Linked DNA regions of Homo sapiens: region 2 is linked to region 1. The links are chromatin loops, found by intact Hi-C in ENCODE. Cell type or tissue: gastrocnemius medialis. All regions are shown on one strand. Each heading gives the region's core, and the rest is flanking DNA. Links, peaks and the distances in the headings are about the cores only.

The links. Hi-C counts contacts between places; a loop is a spot of excess contacts. Peaks named below come from ENCODE experiments on the same cell type or tissue, not always from the same donor. Only the 100,000 strongest peaks of a DNase experiment are listed, where the experiment ranks them.
Region 2: it touches region 1 in a loop (4-fold over the local background); 21 of 110 quality-filtered maps call a loop at or near these places.

The regions. Positions count from the first base shown.
Region 1 is chr11:120,486,067-120,488,883 of GRCh38, reverse strand. It overlaps ARHGEF12 (Rho guanine nucleotide exchange factor 12), which reads right to left. Exons shown (of 41, transcript NM_015313.3): 41 at 1-2,817. Among named protein-coding and RNA genes, the nearest start is that of GRIK4, 24 kb to the left of the region's middle. In gastrocnemius medialis, for the core only: no CTCF peak of the experiment used is centred there; no DNase peak of the experiment used is centred there.
Region 2 is chr11:120,326,146-120,328,962 of GRCh38, reverse strand. TLCD5 (TLC domain containing 5) reads right to left here. Exons shown (of 3, transcript NM_001198671.2): 2 at 1,323-1,522. The coding sequence starts at 1,521. Among named protein-coding and RNA genes, the nearest start is that of TLCD5, 2.3 kb to the right of the region's middle. In gastrocnemius medialis, for the core only: no CTCF peak of the experiment used is centred there; no DNase peak of the experiment used is centred there; H3K4me3 peaks cover 144 bases; H3K27ac peaks cover 986 bases.

The DNA.
Region 1 (2,817 bases), core at 19-2,518:
ATCTGGATAATTAGAACAATAAAGTCTTTTAGGCATTTCAAAATGTGATCAGTAAAAATACATGATTATTAATAAAGTTTTTTTAAAGATAGTTCCAGATATTTTTTAAAAGCAATTTCTGTTAAAGAGTACATGATTGTATGGTGAACAAGGAAAATAAAATGTTCTAGTAGGAAGAGGCTTATTAAAAATAACCAACAGTGTGCACATGACAGTTACCATTTTTGGAATATATCTGCTTAGCAGTTGGCACCTGGAAATGGTGGGGAAGGCTTCCTTCTAGGAGGTACTTTTTTTTCCTACCAATTTATTATCAAAACCCTCAATACCAGTGGGGAAGGCATAAGGAATAAGGCAAAAGGAACTCTTTTCTTGAGGAAAGAAAAATTTTGTAGATGACTCTGAAAAGTGGTGGAAATATCAGGAAAAAAATGACTTATAAAACAAAAATTGTAATATAAGGGGGAAAAACTAGCCATGAGGAAGCTGACTGTGAGGCCCTGCTAATTTTGTATTTTGAGGTCCTATGCACGCAGTTCTCAGTGGTGCCCTCTGTGACATATAGGGAAGGAAATACTGACCAAAGCTCTAGTAATTCAAAACCATATATCGACTTCAGAGAAGAAAGCTTCCACTTTGAAATATGGAAGCCCCACGTATTACACCAAATTTACTAACATCAAAGAGGAAAACAAAGATGCCAGTAAAAGACAATTCACAGGAAGCATAATTACTTTCTTTAGCTTCTAAAAATAATTTTTAAATGGACTTCTCTATTATCCCTCCTAACTCAAAATCAAATAAACAACAACAACAACAACTTTTTAAAAAGGGGATTCATCCTTCATTGGCAGTTGCTGTGGGAAAAAAGAAAGCCAAAAAGCTCATAAAATATACCTCCCATGAAATACAATACATAGTTACAATTTCGGTTCTAAAAGCCAATGTAATTCAAGCAGTCCAAGTTAGGTGATTTTAAAGTATGCAAAATATATAGCTTCGAAGGTGGTAATCATGATGTTAAATTACAGCACTTTGGGGGCTTGCTGATTTGCCTTGATTAACTGTTCTCTGAAAAGGAAGGAGACACTCTACATGTAATTTGCCACTTCATAGCAAAGGAACCATTAAGCCCACAGAAGAGAGCACAGTGTCACAGCAGGTCACTTCCATAGCTAAAATGCAGCCTGCTTGCTCTGGGAAGGTAGCTTTCTTTGTACACCACCCCTGTGCCCTTTAGCAGGGAAGTAGATTTCAACTTCTAGTCACGTCACTTAGAAAAAACTCCTCTGATGGTGACCAGTCTCACTCAAAGACAGACTGCATCTAATTCCATCATCCTGAAAGGAAGATGTCACAACCAAAGTCAAACGGATGTGACTATAATGGCCAAAATGAAATGGAACGTGTGGGAGGCCAAGTTGGGAGGGAAAAGAGAAGTTAGGTCGGTAAGATAAAAAGAACATTCAAAAATTGTGAGATATTTTCAGAATTAGACTTCATCTTGGGGCTTTGTTTGAAAATCTAGATATGAATTTATTTGGAAGTACTAGAGCTATGGTCAAAGTATTTTTCCAGTTAGTCCTGTTAGAGTTCCAAGGAGAAATTGAACTGCAGGGAAAGCAAATAATTACTAAGGACAAGACACTGGCTGAACTAGAGAAACTGAAATTTTGCTAACCTACAAGCTTCTTAATTGAGTGCTAGAGAATTACATAATTACCCTGTAGTGTGTGACGTTAAGAGCAAAGTTTTTATATTTACTTTTCTCCTGATTAATTGCCCTCGATGGTGTTAGTGTCAAGTGGCTACAGGTGTAACCCTTTTAATTGAGAATGACATTATTTCTAGCAGCACAATGTAACCATTTGGTTTTTACTTGTTCCTCCTAAGAGATACAGAAAGTTCCAAATCCCAAACTTCATTTATATATTAGCTTCTGCTTCTAAAATTTTTAATCCCATTCTGAGTTAGATTGTACTTGGCTTATGACTAAAAATATAATTTCAATTTATAGATGAGGTCTAAAGATCCAAGTTGATCCACCTAAAAACACAGATCAATTTAGGACAGAAACAGAAATCTGGACATAGATAAATAAACTTGTTAAGTTGCAGTGGTGTTTATAAAAGTAGGTGGGCATCCCTTACCATTTGTGGTGAAAAAATCATCTTTGGACTGCAGGGAAGCATTAAAATTACATCCTAGCAACCCACAGAGTTCAGAGGGCACCAATGAAAGATGTGAGCAACGGATGAACTCCTTGTTTATTAACAGAATTTACAGACTTCATTTTAGTTGGCAAAAATACTTCAAAAAATATATACCTAATGCACAAGGAAAACCAAAGAAAGTCAATATAATTGAAGGAGTTCTCAAATTACAATTCTGAAACTTACCCTCTGTAGGGTGCTGCTAACGCTACTATTCATCCTAGAGCAGGCAGTTACCAACACCTTGCCTGCAGTGTCCAGTGTATGTGCTGGTCTGCAATTTTTAGGGTCAATCACGGCCCCGTGTGGAAAGAGCTGCGGCAGTGAAGTCAGAGGACGTGCTTCTGGAGCTGGTGTGAGCAGTTCTGCCTTCACCATATCTTTTTCCACTCCACCCTTGGCTATCCTTTTGACTCAGGGCCCTTTGGCACCATCAGTGCAAAAATTAGAGTCAAACCTCCAGGTACTAAAATTTTACTGGCCTTATAATCAGCAGTACCTGTGGCTAATGATAGCCATGATTCAACTCAGTAGTGATTCAGTTAGATAACCTTCCCAAACTCTTTACCCACTCCCATCCCACCCTTTCCTTAGCAACCCCCAC
Region 2 (2,817 bases), core at 146-2,645, 160 kb after region 1:
TACATAAACATACACAAACACACACACACACACACACACACACACTATGACTGTTATCCTTAGAAGGGATTAGGACACAGATATGCATACATATACATACACACACACACACACACACACTATGACTGTTATCCTTAGAAGGGATTAGGACACAGATATGCATACATATACAAACATACACGCGCACACACACACACACAATATGACTGTTATCCTTAGAAGGGATTAGGACACAGGTATGCATACATAAACATACACACACACACACACACACACACACACACTATGACTGTTATCCTTAGAAGGGATTAGGACACAGATATGCATACATATACAAACACACACACATACACACACACACACACAGAGGGGAGACCATGGAAGGACACAGTGGGAGAGCGGCCATGTGCAAGCCAAGGACAGAGGCCTCAGAAGAAACCAAACCTGCTAACAACTTGAACTCCGACTTCTAGCCTCTAGAATTTTAAGAAAATGAACATCTGGTTAAGCCACCCACTCTGTGGTACTGTGTTATGGCAGCCCCAACCAATTAATACAAGGGGGTAAAATTTTTGCATACTTGGCCGGGTGCGGTGGCTCACACCTGTAATCCCAGCACTTTGGGAGGCCAAGGCGGGTGGATCACGAGGTCAGGAGATCGAGACCATCCTGACTAACACAGTGAAACCCCATCTCTACTAAAAATACAAAAAAAATTAGCTGGGCATGGTGGCGGGCACCTGTAGTCCCAGCTACTCGGGAGGCTGAGGCAGGAGAATGGCGTGATCCTGGGAGGCGGAGCTTGCTGAGATTGAGCCACTGCACCCCAGCCTGGGCAACAGAGCAAGACTCCATCTCAAAAAAAAAAAAATTGCATACTTCTGAAAGTAACACTTGTACATCTAGTAACAAAAAGGATAAGGAACATCTCATCCTCTTAACATAGACATGGAAAGATGCTGTCTTTTGAATAGACAGTCAAGTAAAAGTTGCAAGTTGCCAAAAATATGTATGATACAGTTCTATTTTTGTCTTTTCGGGGGTGGTAGTGGAAGATGTTGATACTGGCTTTATAGTTTTTGTATTTCCAATTAAATTGTAACAAGCAATTTAAAATCTGTTTTAAAAGTAGAGAGTTATGAAAAGCAGAAACAACAGGTGACATAAACAATATCAGAGTTAACAATGAAGAAGAATAAGGATTCCAATACAAAATTATAATGGGAATTAGTCTTCAGTATTGTACAAATTCTGTTTAAAAGTCCCATACTTCTAAGACTACCCCCAAATCATAAATCCCTAAGGGAAAATCCCCTACCTACCTGGGTGGGTAAAAGGCCATGGGCCATCAATGAAGCCAATATAAGCGGAGAGGCCTATAGAGAGGACTCCATGGGTGAAGGTGACCAGGCGGCAGCTCCACTCATAGCTTCGGTGCTTATTCAGGTGGCAGAAAGAAATATAGAGCGAGAGCCAGCCACACAGGCTGCACAGCACCTGCAGACACAGAGCTAATGCCATCCTGTGATGAAAAGACCAAAACCAGAAAAACAAAGGATGCACCCTAAGAAAACAGCACTGGGTCATTTTGTGTATATATCCTCATTTCTATTATAGAATAGTTCAAAAATATTGCCTTATCTTATTTTCCTTATCTACACGGCCAAGAATCTTCTATTTAAGTATGGCTGTATTTATCATTCCAAGTTCCTCAGAGATAACATGTTAGCAACTGGTCAATGTTGTAAACTGGAAACCAGGAACTGCACTCCGAGCTGGTAGGCTGACATCACATTTTATGATGAGTAAATGTCAATAATAACCCTCTAGCGATGACTGACCTTGGGCAATAATACACAGAAAATAAAGCACATGTATTAAATAATGTCTTCACAGTTCAAAAACCCCAATGAAACGCACTCATGAAAAAACAGAACACTGCCACGTTGGTTTCTGCTAGAGGTCACATGACACATGGCAGTTTAATGTGGTTTTAAGCTGATACTAAATTCAGCTGAGGTTTGGATTTGGGTCACAGGTTCATCAGTCAAAAACAAAACTTGGGATAAACTTAAATACAGAACTAAACAAAGAGTCCAGACATCTTGGAGGTTGGGGGGAAATCCTGGCTTTATTCAGTTCTGAAATCCGACCCAAAGATTTGCCAAGAGTGAAGCAGAAGGATTCTAAGGTTCAAGAGGAGGGGAGTTTTTGTTGAGATCTAAAAATATCCTTAAGGCAATTATTCAGTTAAAAATGAAATGAAGCCAGAAAGCTGTACCTTGGAACTTTTACTGGTGACAAATACGTTAGGACAAGAACAACTATAACTGAGTCAATTTAGTCACACAGGACTAAAATCTAAATGAGCAAGATGTTGTTATTAGTTAGTATTCATTAGCTCCTCCATTGAAACGTACAAATAAAAAGTCAAAAACATATCAGATATCTACTTCATCTCAGCAGACATTTTCTGCATGGCTATGCTTATTGCTTAACCTTATTCTGACCAGTGAAATAGTTATCTGTGGACGTCAATACACAAGCCACTTCCCAAGAATGCTATCCAGAGAGGGCTTCATGAAGGTCAAGTTCTGTACAGCTTTCATCTGAAATCAGATTTCCATTCAAGAAAACCGTAGGTGTCCATAATAGACCTGGGTTCCAATTCTGTCTCTGTCCCTAGAGAGACTAGCCATAAGAGTGTGGGCAAATCACTTTAACCTCTAGAACCACAGTTAAAAAAAAAAAGAAGAAATTAAAGAAAAGAAAAGAAGGAAGAGGAAGGGGAGGAAGGGAAAGGAAAGAAAGAGACTA